2 separate regions of the Homo sapiens genome follow, and region 2 is linked to region 1. A link is a loop called in an ENCODE intact Hi-C map of the cell type or tissue named here. Cell type or tissue: Caco-2. All regions are shown on one strand.

Evidence for each region. Hi-C counts contacts between places; a loop is a spot of excess contacts. Peaks named below come from ENCODE experiments on the same cell type or tissue, not always from the same donor. Only the 100,000 strongest peaks of a DNase experiment are listed, where the experiment ranks them.
Region 2: a loop joins it to region 1, with 2.2 times the contacts of the local background. A loop is called at or near these places in 1 of 110 quality-filtered maps.

The regions. Positions count from the first base shown.
Region 1 is chr12:45,593,398-45,601,397 of GRCh38, forward strand. It overlaps LOC105369744 (a long non-coding RNA gene), which reads right to left. Exons shown (of 3, transcript XR_944889.2): 2 at 7,267-7,387; 3 at 2,429-2,525. Among named protein-coding and RNA genes, the nearest start is that of LINC00938, 130 kb to the right of the region's middle. In Caco-2, no CTCF peak of the experiment used is centred here; DNase peaks (open chromatin) are centred at 3,084 and 3,274.
Region 2 is chr12:45,702,290-45,710,289 of GRCh38, forward strand. No RefSeq gene overlaps it. Among named protein-coding and RNA genes, the nearest start is that of LINC00938, 22 kb to the right of the region's middle. In Caco-2, no CTCF peak of the experiment used is centred here; a DNase peak (open chromatin) is centred at 3,292.

The DNA.
Region 1 (8,000 bases):
ACCTGCAGAGTGGAGGGGGACAGGGCTATAGCTGGAGATTGAGGGGGAGGATAACAAGTGGGAGGCAGCGCTGCAAGGGGGAGGTAGAAGGAGAAGTCTCTCTTCCAGAGCACATTTTCACCAAGGGGGATCTTCTGTAGCCTTTTTATTGAAAGGTAACTAGTGGCCATGATGGAAAGCGTACAAAACGTACATCATAACACCAGCCAATCAGGAACGCTATGGATATGTGGGGACATGGGATATATGAGAAATCCTGTACTTACTTCTCTATTTTGCTGTGCAAAATAAAGCTCCTCTTTAAAGAAAGTCGATTTTTTAAAAAACAAAAACAGTCAACAGACACTCTGGGCTCATTTCCTCACTACCCTGGAGCAGTTCCCTCCCCAGACACCCTGCCCAGCCCCTTCCCTTGGGATCTGACCACATCTCCAGTTCAGGTTTCAACTACGCCCTGGTAGACAAAACACCCTAAGTACTAAAGTCTGTTCTTGCTTTCCAAAAAAGCATCAGCTGTTTCTTCCTAGGTGCACATCCACAAATTACAGAATGTCAGAAAGAGAGCTACCTCCAAAGTAATCAGGAGGAAACCATGAAGATTAAATTAGCTTACTTGGGATTTGAACCTATTTTTCTCACTGACACTTTTTACAAACTAACATTTAGTTATATACCAACATTTAGTTATACACACACACACACACTTAGTTGTAATCGGGGCTCTCTCAACAGAACCAATTGCATATATATTTGAGAGTAGGATAGAGATATAAAGAGATTTATCATACAGAATTGGCTCATGTGATGATGGAGGCCGAGAAGTCCCAAGATCTGCAAGCAGCAAGCTGGAGACCCAGGAGAGCTGGTGGTGTAGTCCTAGTCCAAGAGCAAGTAAGACTGATGGCCTAGCTCAAACAGACAGACAGACAGAGTTGCCTCTTATGCAGCCTTTTTATTCCATTCAGGTCTTTACTTGATTAGATGAGACCCACCCACTTTAGGGAATGCTATCTGCTTACTCAGTCTAGCAATTTAAAATGTTAATCTCATCCGGAAACACCCTCACAGACACATACAGAGATAATGTTTTAGCACATGTCTGGGCACCCATGGCCCAGTCAAGTTGATATATAAAGTTAACCATCACCCAAGGGCTTGAATTGCACCTTAAAAAAAAAAATCCCCACTGCCATCATCTGATGTAGGTGACCATGAGTAGAAGAAAGGCAAAGTAATATCAGTGGTGGGTAGGCAAGCCAAACTGCAGACTTGATCATCCTCCCCAGGAATCCAAGAATTGCCCTATTTGTCAATGTATAAATATACTTTCGTTTTTTGGAGAAGGAAAAGAAAATAACTGGAGTACAGGTTTGAAATGACTGGATTTTATTACTTTAATTTCTTTTGCTCTGTTCAAAAATTTTGTAGAAAATAAATCCCATAAACTTAACACACCAACTATTCACAGCATTCCTTTTCTCTGCTGTACTTGGCCAAGATAGAGATCCACATTTTACAAAGGGTTCTGCTCTGTTTTGCTTAACCTTTTTAAGGTGCCTGGTGAGAGGCATGGACTTGGGGTCAGAGGCCAGGCTCTGAATCCAAACTCTGCCACTGTGTAGCCTTCAACAAATTGTTTTACCATGCCAAGCCTCCATTTTCCCCACTTGCAAAATCAGGAACAGCATGCATTTTCTCCTTTACAAGATTGCTGTGAGGATCAAATAAACTAAAGCATGTTGAAAGTATTCATATACTCTAAACCTTTATATAAATGTTGAACCACATACTTGTCATTTTATTAGTGACTCTGACTTCTGTCATAATAATGGGATCATGGTGTGTGTATTAGTTTCCTAATGCTGCTGTAACAAATTACCATCAACTTAGTGCCTTAAAACAACACAAAAGTATTAACTTACAGTTCTAAAGGTCAAAAGTCTAAAATGGTACCCCCTGGGCAAAAATAAAGCTGTTAACAGGCTATCATTTTTCTGGAGGCTTTAGGGGAGAATCAATTATCTTGCCTTTTTAACTTCTACAGGTTACCCACATTCTTTAGCTTGTGGCACCATTTCTCCATCTTGCAAGCCAGCAATGTCAGGCCAAGTCCTTCTCACATTGCCATTTCTCTGGTTCTCTCTCTCTCTCTCTCTTCTGCTTTTATCTTCTACTTACAAGGACCCTTGTGATTACACTGGGCCCACCTGGGAAATCCTGGTTAATCTCCCCACCTCAACATCAGCTGATTAGGACACCTTAATTCCATCTGCAACCTTAATTCCCCTTTGCCATGAAACCTGACATATTCACAGGTTCTCAGGATTAGGACATGAACATCTTTGGAGGGACATTATTATGCCCTCCGTACTTTATTTACTCATCCCCCTCAACGTAAATTCAGTTTTTAAAATACTGCACCTCTACACATTTGTTATATCTACTTTCCCCGATGAGTTTGAAGTTAACAGAAAACCTAACGGCCATTTTTCCAGGTCTACTTTCCAGTCCAAAAGTATTCATTCCTATTAAAAAAAAAAAGCTATTTAGAAAATTTTAAAATTCAATTAAAAAATTAAAGGAAGAAAAACATATATAATCCAAACACACGCAGCAATTGTCATATTTTGGCACATTTCCTCCAAGCATTTTTTTGCAGTTTTCTTTCACATAAGTGAGAGCATACCATCTATAAAAATGTTTATGCTGTTTAATACAATTGCATCAACATTTCAACTGTGCAAACCCTTTGTGAACATAAATTTTTATGGCTGCATAATATTTCATTGCAGCAAGGTAACATAATTTACTTGGATGTTATTGTTAAGCATTTAGTTTCTTTAATCTTTTACTTATTAAAGATAATAAATGTTAAGTATCTTTTATCATTCATATTTATTTACATTTATAGTTATATTCCTCTTAGGTGAGATTTTCAGAATTTATGGGCCAAAAGGAATGAATATATTTAAAGCTCTTGATAAATATTGTCAAAACACTTTCTTCAAATAATAGTCTATTTACACTCCTTCCAGCACTATGCTGGGTCAACACACCCTGACCAACAGTAGGTATTCTCATTCTTCTTAATCTTGGCTAGTTGAAATGGACATCTCATTGTATATGTATCTCCTTTGATCATGTGTGAGTCTGAACATTTTTTCATGTGTTTATTCAGCACTTATATTTCTCCATTTGTGTTTGGTCTACACATGAAGGTCATTTATTCTTTCCCAACCTAGTTATGCTTGTGGGGGTTCATGGCAAGAATGCGTCACTTCAACAGTAACTTGGAAATTCTTTCTCTGTCCTTACTCTGCTTGAAGGATCTGAGCCCTAATCAGATTCTCTGAGGACTACTATTGCCAGTTTTCCTCAGAACAGGCTTTCTTTACTGGTCTCAAGCTGCTCTGTGGGTTTCTGATGGTGTTTCTTCACTGTTCAGTTGTCAGGTCTGGCTTTAGCTGGCAAACCTTCCAAGAAATCCAGATTTTTCTCTCCTGCCTGCTACCTTCCCACCTCATTCTCATCTTCCTGTGTTCCTTCCAGCACCTTCCTAATGCCCTAATACCTGATATTCTAGTTCAGTTCCTGGAAAAAAACAAATCTTCAGTCACCCACCAGGGTAGGGAACAGGTAGCTGACCAGCTGACCCAGGTAGAAAACAGGAACAGGGGTCTCATTACTTCTTAGGTAAACATTCACCACTCCTCCTGGTTCAGTCTTACCCTTCACCTCCATTTCCATGGTATCTGGTGCCTCCGGTTCTAAGACTTGCCCTGGTTCTATGATGTGAACTGCCCATTTCTTTTAGTTATCCGCCTCTAGAGAAAGGTAGGTTTCAGTTATCCCTCATCTGCTAAATTAGTTACAACATACCTACTTACTTTTCAAACTCTAAACTTTTATTGATAACTCTGATCTGCTCTTGTCGCCTCTTCTGTTCTCTTTGTCCTTATGGGCTTACACATTTTGTAATTCCTTTACTGACATTTTGACGGGGCTTGGGGAGCCTGTGCTCAATACACTGTGTATTTCTTTACTCTCTGCCCTGGAGACCGTGTTCTTTCTTACGTCGATCCTCAAAAATCCTCATTTTCTTATCTTTTTGCCCTCCAAAGCATCTTGTCTCTCTCTTCTTCATCCAATATTTCCAGAACAATGTCTTAAATAAGCTTAGGCTTTTACAAAAGATGAGAAGTAGCATGATTCCAAGCAGCGTCCACGTTATCCTGTCCCATCCCACTTCTACCTACCCTACAACAATCACTGAAGTAAGACAACCCTGAGGGCCAGGCTGCCCATTGAAAGCAGGGGAGAAGGAAAATATTGGAGATCAATAAATGTAAGTTTATATTTAAGTATATAGACTTTATTTACTTACTGCCCATTTTCTATACACAATAAAATCTACAGAGCACCTGGTTGGACTGGAGTGTGTGGCTTCAGCTAGGCTTCTAATGCTGGCATTGCAAAAAGTCTCACTGCATTTCTTATATCCCAGAGTATGGTTAGTTTTATTTGCTAGGGATAGGACATGGCATCTTAATAAGAAAACCCTTCAGTTATAATTCACAGGTGATTTGTTCAGATCATAGTTAAGAGATATCAGGCCGGGAGTGGTGGCTCACACCTGTAATCCCAGCACTTTGGAAGGCTGAGGTAGGCGGATCACAAGGTCAGCAGTTCGAGACCAGCCTGGCAATATGGTGAAACCTGCCTAGCAATACGGTGAAACCCTGTCTCTACTAAAAATACAAAAATTAGCTGGGCATGGTGGTGGGCGCCTGTCATCCCTGCTACTCAGGAGGCTGAAGCAGGAGAATTGCTTGAACCCAGGAGGCGGAAGTTGCAGTCAGCCGAGATCGCGCCACTGCACTCCAGCCTGGGAGACAGAGCGAGACGCCATCTCAAAAAAAAAAAAAAGAAAGAAAGAAACATCAAAGATACCCAAAATCTACTTCCCGGACTGCGTGTCACTTACAGAGCACTCCAGTCCCACAACTATGCTGACCTCAATTATAAACCATTACTGGGTTTTTTTTTTTTCCAAAATACTTTTCTTGATTATTGAGTTATTGTGTTTAAGGGTTAGAAGTAGGTGCCAAGAAACAAGATTACAACTAGTATCTTGACATTTCAGATAATTTAATCTCAAAAAGGGGATACTTAAACTGGTTTTCATGTTTCCAGATTAACTGTTGACATCAAGTCAGAGACATCTCAACTTTCTTAGAGGCTCCTACTCCCAGTGTTAACATAAACAACAATAAAATCACTCTGCTTGCAGAGTCTAAAATAACCTCAGCAGAGTTTTCATTCCAAACTTTTTTTTTCTTTTGGAGACAGGGTCTTGCTCTGTTGCCCAGGCTGGAGTACAGTGGCATGATCATGGCTCGCTGAAGCCTTGACCTTCAGGTTCAAGTGATCTTTGTGCCTCAGCCTCCCAAGTAGCTGGGACCACAGTCACATGCCACCACATCCAGCTAATTTTTAATTTTTTTGTAGAGATGAGGCTTGTCTTAAATGTCTGGACTCATGTGATGTTCCCACTTTGACCTCTCAAAGTTCTGGGATTACAGGCATGAGTCACTGTGCCCAGTCTATTCTAACCATTATAAGCCACATTGTGAGACATTGAATGCAATCAAGGAATGTGCCCAAATAGTTCCCAAATATCCTACAAATTTACTTTAAAGAATAACATTTGGAGTTAAGGTCACATAAATCAGCTTAAAAATGACCAAAACTCTTTAATCTTGGAAGGAAGTAAATAACTGAAAAAAAAAAAAAAAACTATATATGGCATGATGGGAGATAAAGTCATATAAATGAAGGAAGGAAATCCTAAAACTCATGCATGTGTCAGAGAATCACATTAGAAAGTGTATTAGGATATATGCCAGGCACTGTGGCTCACACCTGTAATCCTAACACTTTGGGAAGCCCAGGTGGGAGGATCGCTTGAGCCCAGGAATTTAAGACAAGCCTGGGCAACATAGTGAGGCCCTGTTTCTACAAAAAATTTAAAAATTAGCTGGGTGTGGTGGCATGTGCCTGTGGTCCCGGCTACACAGGAAGCTGAGGCACAAGGATCACTTGAGCCTGAAGGTCAAGGCAACAGCAAGCCATGATCATGCCATTGCACTCCAGCCTGGGTGACAGAGCAAGACTCTGTCTCAAAATAAGTAAATAAATAAATACATAAATAAATACATAAATAAATGATTGCCTCCAACATTAGTCACAAGCACAAAATATAAATACAGTTCTTCCTTGTTCTTGTAACCTGATGGTTTCTCAGTCTACATAGTCACCTTTTCGGTCAAGTTTCAAAATTTAAAAAAATTCATTCAAGAGGAAAAGAAAGGACGTTGTTACTATCACCAGTACAGGCAATATGAACAACTTCATATAACTGTCATAACTTCTAAACTGAACATAATTTCTAAAGTCTAAACCTTAATGCTGTTCATAACTGTTTACGTAAATTGAGTCTGACTATATTTTAAAATACCTCCCTCACAATTCCACTTGCAAGTAGTAAAAATAAATCTCACTAGCATCTGAGTTTCTCACCATGGCTCCATCTGTTTCCTCCAACATAGACCTGTTTTCTTCCCATCCAACCTCAGAAGCTGATCCCCAAACCACCTCTTGCAGAATGGGATACAAGTTTAAAAGCTGGTATTATTTTCATCCTTTTTCTTATAAAACTTATAAAATAGATATGCTAAGGCTAGTGGTGAACCCCTCCATCTGGGTACCAAGCTGTTTCCTTCTATTTTATTTGAATGGAATAATGTAAAACTGCATGATCTCTAAAGTTCTTTAAAGCTGAGAAATCGAATATATCTATGATATCACTTATCATGAACAGATTTAAGTAGAGTTGGTAGGTATGTATCTCCTAGCCATCAAAATTATCTGACATCTCACCTTAAATCTTAAACATCCTAATTGATCTAGTATCTAGAAAGCAAGGTGATTGGTTAGGTCAGGGCATGGGGCTGAGTTTACCAGTGGCTCTCCATCACTGTGTAATAGCTCAGTGAAAAAATATTAGCTCCGTTATTAATGATGATTGTTAAAGTGTCCCTTGATAAAAACAAGCTGCTGGCAAGGTCTATACAACCAGCAGTAGGAACCCTTGCTCTCAAGTTTGTGAATCAGCAATACAGTAGGTGTGCCTGCCTACTGCCTCCCAAAATGCACATTAAGAAGAGAAAGGAAGAGGAGAAAAAGAGATTTCCATTTAGCTTTTACCTCTAAAAGCACTGTCAGCTTTGAAGGACTAAGCGATGGCAGAGGAGTTTGTTGTGCACCAAGGCGTGCATCTCAGACAAGGCCATTGATGGTTCCCTCACCTCCAGGCAGGAACAATTCCCTGAGGATGAGGAAGATTAAGTTCATACACATGCACACACACATGCACACACACACGTATAGCACTCCACAATGTGGGAAAAGATTTCTCTGATGTGAGGAGGAAAAAGGTTATTTTCTTTTTTTTTTATTATACTTTAAGTTTCAGGGTACATGTGCACAACATGCAGGTTTGTTACATATGTATACATGTGCCATGTTGGTGTGCTGCACCCATTAACTCGTCATTTAACATTAGGTATATCTCCTCATGCTATCCCTTCCCCCTCCCCCCACCCCACAACAGTCCCCGGTGTGTGACGTTCCCCTTCCTGTGTCCATGTGTTCTCATTGTTCAATTCCCACCTATGAGTGAGAACATGCGGTGTTTGGTTTTTTGTCCTTGCAATAGTTTGCTGAGAATGATGGTTTCCAGCTTCATCCATGTCCCTACAAAGGACATGAACTCATCATTTTTTATGGCTGCATAGTATTCCATGGTGTATATGTGCCATATTTTCTTAATCCAGTCTGAAAAGATTATTTTCTCATTGCCACGTTCCCTCTGCTTGGGAATTTCTAGTCATTACAGGTAGTGACAATGAAAATTATTTTGTCTTGATAATTCATTAAAT
Region 2 (8,000 bases), 110 kb after region 1:
AATGTATATGTGCCTTGGGACCTGGTTTCCTGCACCTCCATATGCTTCCTAGGACTCTAGGTTCCCGATCTTGGCATATATGCCTAAAGCAGCCACAGTTCTTCACTTAGCTACTTCTCTGATTTCAGTTTGGTGTTTTTTTAAATTTTGTTTATTTTTGTTGAGGGTGGCTGGAAATCTTGGGGGTTTTCCTTATTTTCCTGCAAGCTCCACAATACATTGAAAAGTATGTCTGTATATTGTGTTTTATCCAGTACCTTGGCATTTAGCTCTGGAAGAGCCAAAAATACCTATCTTGTTATGCTGTCAGTAGATGTCACAAATAATTTAATTAAATGATGAGAACACATGAACACATGGGGGACAACAGCACATACTGGGGCCTCTTAGAGGGTGGCAGGTGGGAGGAGGGAGAGGATCAGGAAGGATAGCTAGTGGATACTGGCTTAATACCTGAGTGATGGGATGATGTAAGCAGCAAACCAACATGGCACAAGTTTACCTATGTAACAAATCTGCACATCTTACACATGTACCCCTGAACTTAAAAGTTGGAAATTAAAAAAAAATTAATTTCCAAATTTTAGTTAAAAGAGAAAAAGTGGCAGAATTCTTATGAAATGCAAAATCCTTAGTGTTAAGTCATTTATAAATTGTAAAGATAACAACAATTTACTGAGCTTCTAACTCTATGCCAGCCATTTTATGTAAATTGTCTCACTTACTCAAAGAACAAAGTAATGTTATCTCTAAGCTACATATGAAAGACCTGAGACTTAGAGAAGGTAAAGAATTTTTCCAAAGTCACATAGTAAGTGGCAGAGATAGGGTTTGCCGATTATAAACTGTTATGTAACTTCTTTCCATGAAGCCAGATTGCCTCCCTATTCTCTCTCCCTATTCAAGCTCTGCAATCATAGAAGATAGAGCCATTCAAAAAATGTTATCAGCAATACTTTAAGGTGGCAGACTGTTCAGAGATCAACTTGAAAGCACACTATCTCCATAGCCTTAATAATGCATCTGATTTGGCCACAATCTGACAATCCCTTCAAAAGATATCATGGATCAAAGAATTAAACAAAAATTGGAAACAAACAGTCAAGCTGAGAATGAGCCACTCTTCAGTCATCCAATAATATCAGATAAGTTCTAGAAGTAGTAATTTTTTGTTTTGTGTTCTGCTTCTTTATTCACTCCCTTATTTCAAAGAGAATTTAAGATAGCTGACAAGGATACATAAAATTCAAGATATAAATGAGAAATAGGTGAGTAACAAAGGAACAAGAAGAAAGAAAAGAAGACTAAAATGAACATGTATTCAGTTCTGTACAGTTATGATGCAGGTGGCAGATTTGGCCCTAAGCTTGTGTGTGTGTGTGTGTGTGTGTGTGTGTGTGTGTGTGTTTAGACAGGGTCTTGCTCTGTCATCTAGGCTGGAGTGCAGAGGTGAGACCTTGGCTCACTGCAGCCTCAACCTCCCAGGCTAAAGTGAGCCTCCCACCTCAGCCTCTGGAGTAGCTAGGACTAAAGGCATATACCATCACAAACGGCTAATTTTTAAATATTTTGTAGAGACAGGGTCTTGCTATGTTGCCAGGGTTGGTCTCGAACTCTTGGGTTCAAGTGATCCTCTCCCACCTTACACTCCCAAAGTGTTGGGATTACAGGTGTGAGCCACCACACCAGGCCTCTTTCCTTTTTTTTTGTATGAATTTATGGGGGACAAGTGTAATTTTGTTAAATGCATAGATTGCACAGTGGTGAAGTCAGGGCTTTTAGGTTATCCATTAAATAATTTCTCATCATCCAATCCCCACTCCCTCCCAGCTTTTTAAGGCCAACTTAAAAAGGGAAACCTGAGCAGTTATGAGTCACCATGTGTATATAGTAAAAACAACCCAATTGCTCAGAAGGAACACAGACATGGCTGATGCTAATGAAGATGAAAGTTACAAAGTTCCATAAGAGGACATTGTATCATGAAAACAACAACATACTGATTATATAATAACTGACTTTTCTTAAGAGTGAAAGGGGAACTATTAGACACTATTCTGGGACAACAGGTGTAAACGGGGACTACCTCCCCAAATCAAAATGTATGCCTACTTTGCATATAGTAATCATAACTACATGTTTTATGAAGATGTTTTATTATTGCACCCCATAATACAAGCCAATCATTGAACACAAAATAGTACTTTAGTAAAAGCAGCTCTATTTGAGATTAACATATCCTGATTGGTTATAACTTTCAGCTGATCTAGTCAAACGGTAGGTTTTAGAGCACCCTAGAGCAAACTCTAGGGTTCTTCAGGGTCTAGGGAGTTATAATTGGAGTGTCAACCAGGTGTAGGATAACAGGGGATGGTGAGTGAATATGAACAAAATCCATCTATTGCTGAATTTTGTTTCCGACTGACTAACCGGTGGGTATAATGGCATATCCATAATAGTATGCTTATTTGATGTCTATGCCATCTGCATTAGACATTCAACAGATGTTTTTAAACATCAACTGGGCCTTCCTTTATACAACTAATTCTTGCTTGTGTTTGTCACTATGTGGAAACCATTTAGGGAGGTATCCTATTACATTTTAATAATTTCTGAATTAATTCTTGACTTTTATAATGTAAGTAGTTCATTGTTTTTAACAGTAAACATTACTGACTCAAATTTTCCTCTGTCCCTGGCTTCTGGATAAATCCTTTTTCTTGATCTTTTAGTAGAATGAGCTATTAAAAAAAAGCTCATTCAATCAGAGGCTACATTAGTGAAAGAACAGAATTCCAAACAAGGAAACTAACAGTTGAAGGAAGACAATGGGTCTCACCTTTGGTCAGACGCCATCTGGTGCAGGTCACTGTGGATGTCTGTTACTAAAGTGGGACACTGACGAAGTACTGGGCACCAAATGGCAACACTGCCATTTCTCATAATTTCCATGCCTCTTTTCAAATTCCCATACCTCAATCCCACCACCCCCTTTATTGATGCTGTCAGATGACTTGGCCTCAGAGAACTCATCAGTTACTTCAAATCCCTTCAGATGTATCTGTTTCCACTTTGGCTAGTGGAAGAGGTGTTCCCTCTTCCTTTTCAAGACACATTCCTCCACTGGATGTCACCTCTTCAGCCTTCTCAGGAATCCTGTTTTATTATTTGTTTACACTCTATTCTGTATCTTCTCTCCCTTTTTCTAGGCTCTTACTTGTCAACATAGAAAGGAGGTCAAGTGTCCTTTATCTTTAAATAAACCAGGCCCGCCCTTTACCCTCCAGCTTCTGCACTATCTCTCCTCTCCTCTTCACAGATTCTAAAAAAGGAGCCTCCAGGCATTATCTTCCTCCCTAACCTCCCATCCATGCTGCCATCTCTTGCAATCTAGTTTCTGGTCCCTTTCACTACTCTGAAACAGCTCTAGCCCGGTGACTTCCTAGTTGCTAAATCCCAAGAACAATTTTCTGTTATCCTCTCATAGCATTTGTGACTGTGGACTTCTTTTAAAACATTCTCCTCTCAATCGCTTGAACCCAGGAGGCAGAGGTTGCAGTGAGCCGAGATTGCACTACTGCACTCCAGCCTGGCAACAGAGCGAGACTCTGTCTCAAAAACAAAACAAAACAAACAAACAAAAAAACCCAAAAAACCAAAACACCAAAAACAAACCACTTTCTCCTTTCTTAGTGTCTGGGACAGTACTATTTCTTGATTTTTCCTCTAACATGCCAGGGCATTCTTTCTCAGTTGACATTATGAGCTGTGTTAAAAGACAAAATCAACAAATTTAGCTTAAATACTTTAATTGCCTTTTATTTGCAATTTTATAATTGAGCAACACTGCATTCTATAAAACAAGAATGAGTGTTCCGATGAGCTGAGCAGAGGAATTGGCTTTATAGACAGAAACAGGCTGAAGAAAGCAGAAACAGAGAACAAAAAGCAGATTGGTTGTTTCAAAGTTACTTTTCTTATAGGGTTAAAATAGAGGGAACTTCTTTAGCATGGCAAATCAAGTAAACCAGGCCCGTTTTGATTGGTTGCTATGAATTTCCTGTTTTTTATTTTTACTTTTTATTTATTTATTTATTTTGAAAAACTGGCCTGTTTTAGAGTTCAGTTTGATTATGTGGCACCTAGCATGATTGACTCCATTATAGTTTGGTCTGGTCTACTGGGGCGCAGTGTAGGAGGCTAGTCCAAAACAATGTCTCCTATAAGTTTTATATAACAGTGATTTGATCATCCCTTAATGCAGACCGTCCTCTATACACGATAAGCATGATGGCTTCAACTAAAACCTGTCAACAAATCCCAAATCTGCAGCTTTGGGCCAGTTCTAGGCTCCTGATCTGAATATTAAAGTGCCTAGCCTTCCTGAAGCTCAACATGTCTATAACTGAACTTACTGGCACCCTCTCCTCCATGCATTTTCCCTATGAACTAATGTCATCACCTTTATTCACTTATTCAAGACAGTCATTTGAGAATTAACTTTGATACTTCCTCTTCCTTTCCTCCTACATCTACATCTAATTGGTCATTAAGTCTTAATTCTCTCTTGAATCAGTCTCCTGCTCTCCTACATCACTGCCCTAATTTAGGACAGTTGTCAGTAGGAACATAGTAATAACATTCTAACTGGTTTTCCCACCTTTCTCCTGCCTTCTTTGTCTACACCACTGCCAGAGAGACTTTCCAAAGTTGAAAGTTTAATTGTGCAGAATCTTTTCGATCATTCCCCATTACCTTCATGACACATTCTTAGTTACTTAGGATGGCATCCAAGGCCATTTGTATTCTAGCTTTGCTGAAAGTAGTCAATCTAAACTACTGAAGTCCCCTGATTAACACCATGCTCTCTAACCTCTTTCCCTAAGTTGCCTGTGTCTTTCCCACCCCCACTATTTAGTCCAAATCAACACTGAGTTCAGAGCTCACCTCCTGTAGAGTGTTTCCTTAGCCTCCCCAGCTACGATTAGGTGCCCCTCTGGTATATTTTCACAGCACCCTGTGTTTACTTCTGTTAGGGCACTCAAATCAACCCTGAAACTGCTAATTTACATATCTGGACCCCAGTTTTAAACCATATGAATAATAATACTTAGCGTTCGTTGAAAGCTGTGTACTAGGCTTTGTATTAAGTACACTGCATGCATTATTTAATCCTCATGACAAACCTTAGAAAGTAGGAACTAATACTACCCTCAACTTGCAGGTGAAGAAACTGAGCATAGAGTGGTTAAGAAACTTCCGCATGTTGCAGAATTATATCTTAATGTTTTTGGAAGGCAAGGATCATGTACTATACGTGTATGAGGAGAATGTGGCAAAGTCTGGCACGTGGTAGTGCTTCAATAAAGGTTTACGGGTCAAATAAACAAATGAAGAGCTCAGAGGACAAACCTGTGACAAACGAACAGAAATTAAAAAGCAGCAGATTTTAGTTTAACATAACAAAAAACTTGGCCGGGTGTGGTGGTTCATGCTTGTAATCCCAGCATTTTGAGAGGCTGAGGCGGGAGGATTGCTTGAGCCCAGGAGTTCAAGACAAGCCTGGGCAACATAAAGAGACCCTGTAGCTACAAAATGTTTTTAAAAATTTAGCTGGATATGGTGGCACATGCCTGTAGACCCAACTACTCAGGAGGCTGAGGTGGGAAGATTGCCTGGGCCCAGGCAGTTGAGGCTGCAGTGAGCCAAGATTGTACCACTGCACTCCGGTATGGGCAACAGAGCAAGACCGTGTCTTGAAAAAATTTTAAATTAAAGGAGAAAGAACTTTATATTAGTTAGACCACCCAGTGGAATGGATTTCTCAAAAAACAGGTACATATAGCACTTATCATACTGAAGAGTATTTATACATTTGCATTTCCCCCCTTGTGAGTAGGGAGTATTTCAGCTTTTATTTTTATTTTTATAATAATTTTATTTTATTGCTTTTATTGCTCAGGATCTAGCCAAGGGCTAGAGATGCTCAGCAGTGTTTGTTGAACTGAACTGGTCTGAATTTAAAACCCCTACAAACTAAAAGTGGGCATTTTTAGTAGAAGTTTAACTCTCATTGTTCTTTATTTCTTCCCACTATTCTGCATTTCTTTCAAAAGAACTTTGAGAATAAAGAGAGGACAGGAAAAAAGTTTAGAGACTTCATTTGCTGCTAGCAAAATTTCCATTAGAAAGTCAGTAAGGGCAGGGAATGTGTCTTTTTATCACTGTGTCCTTAGCCTAGCACATAGTAGCCAATCAATAAATACTTGTTGGATGAAACACACACACATACAGACAGACACACCCCAACAGTGTGCTCTTTACTCCCAGATGGGACCCATGGAAATATATCCCATAGAAGGAATGTCTACATAAGGTGAGAGATTGGACTAGATCAGTTTTATCACACTGGAAAACTAGTTAAATTATTCACATTGGATCCCAAAGTGAAAGAAAAGAGAAGGAAAGAGAAGAAAAGCACTAAATCTCAATTGTCATTCCCAAAGCTGAGGCAAGACTTAAGTAGTAGAAATCTTCCTCAAATACCCATAGCAGGTAGTAAAAAAACAGCAGGCTGCATGACCTCTGCAGTCCCTGACAAATTTAAGATTATTTCATTCTCATTTATGGATCCTAAATATCCAACTGAGAGGCTGTATTTCAAGACACTGATTGCTAGGTCTAGAATTCTTTAAAAATTATTCTCAGCAATAAGGATATAGCTATACAAAGAGAGACAGAAGCCTGGGCAACATAATAAGACCCTGTCTCTAAAAAATGTAAAAAAATTATCCAGACGTGGTGGTGCATGCCTGTGGTCACAGCTACTCTGGAGACTGAGGTGGGAGGATTGCTTGAGCCTGGAAGGTCAAGATCATAACACTGTATTCCAGTCCGGGTGACAGAATGAGATCCTGTCTCAAAAATAATAATAAAATAAAATAAAAATAGAAAGAGAGAAATTATTAACCAAATGGAGTTTATATCATTCTAATGGACTATGGGTTGGGAGACAAATGATAAACAAGCTATTTTAGATAAGAGTGTCCAGAGAAGGTACCAAGAGACCAGGAAGTGGCAAAATTAAAGAAACATCATGACAGTGGTTACATCTTAAAATGCTAGGCTCTGCAGTCATTGGTACTAGTTAATGGGGCCTTAGAGTAATTTTTGACACTAACTTGTTAACACTTCGAAGATCTATTCTTTTCTGAGTGTCCTACTATCTAAATTCCCCATATATGTTGTTTCTAACTGCTCCCGCTTCTTCACTGGTTTCCAGCTTTCCTCTCCTCTGGGCATATACAAATGACTAAAATTTTCCCTTTTCAAAAATCATCAACAAATCTGTTAAGAAGCATATGTCAGTTTTCTGTCATCTATCTAATTTTTATTCCTGTTTTATCTCTCTCAAGTCTACTGCTAAACTATTCTAACCATTCATTAGAGTCTCTCTTCTTCATTCCTTCAGTAAACCAGAATAATCTCTTTTTATATTTACCAAGCACCCTTCCTCTCCTCATTTAAAAATCCTGATTTTCTCTTTCCTCTATGAAATTTTTCCTAACTTAGTAGAAATAAGGTTAAGCATTAACATATTAGCAAATATACAATTACAGCCAGGATTTGAAAGTTATGTCATAAAACAGTAAAATATGGAGAAAATGATTACAACTAGATTTTACATGTTTTATATTCAAATTGGTTTATCAATGTTTATATTTCTCTTTAGCTTGAGTACGAGACCTCAAGACACAGACTATTTTTTTGAGCTATATTTCATGATTTCTAGCACCGGCCCTAATTAACATTAGATGTCTTGATAGGCTTCAGATCCAAATGATGGAGATAATTGTCTGCCATTGTGGAGTCAATATATAAGAATCACAAATACCTCCACGCGGTATTATTTCCTCGCAAAGAACCCTAAAGACCAATATTTGCTTTTAAAAATGTAGCTCTTAAATAAAGGCTTGGTGGATACTCTGGGCACACTGCCT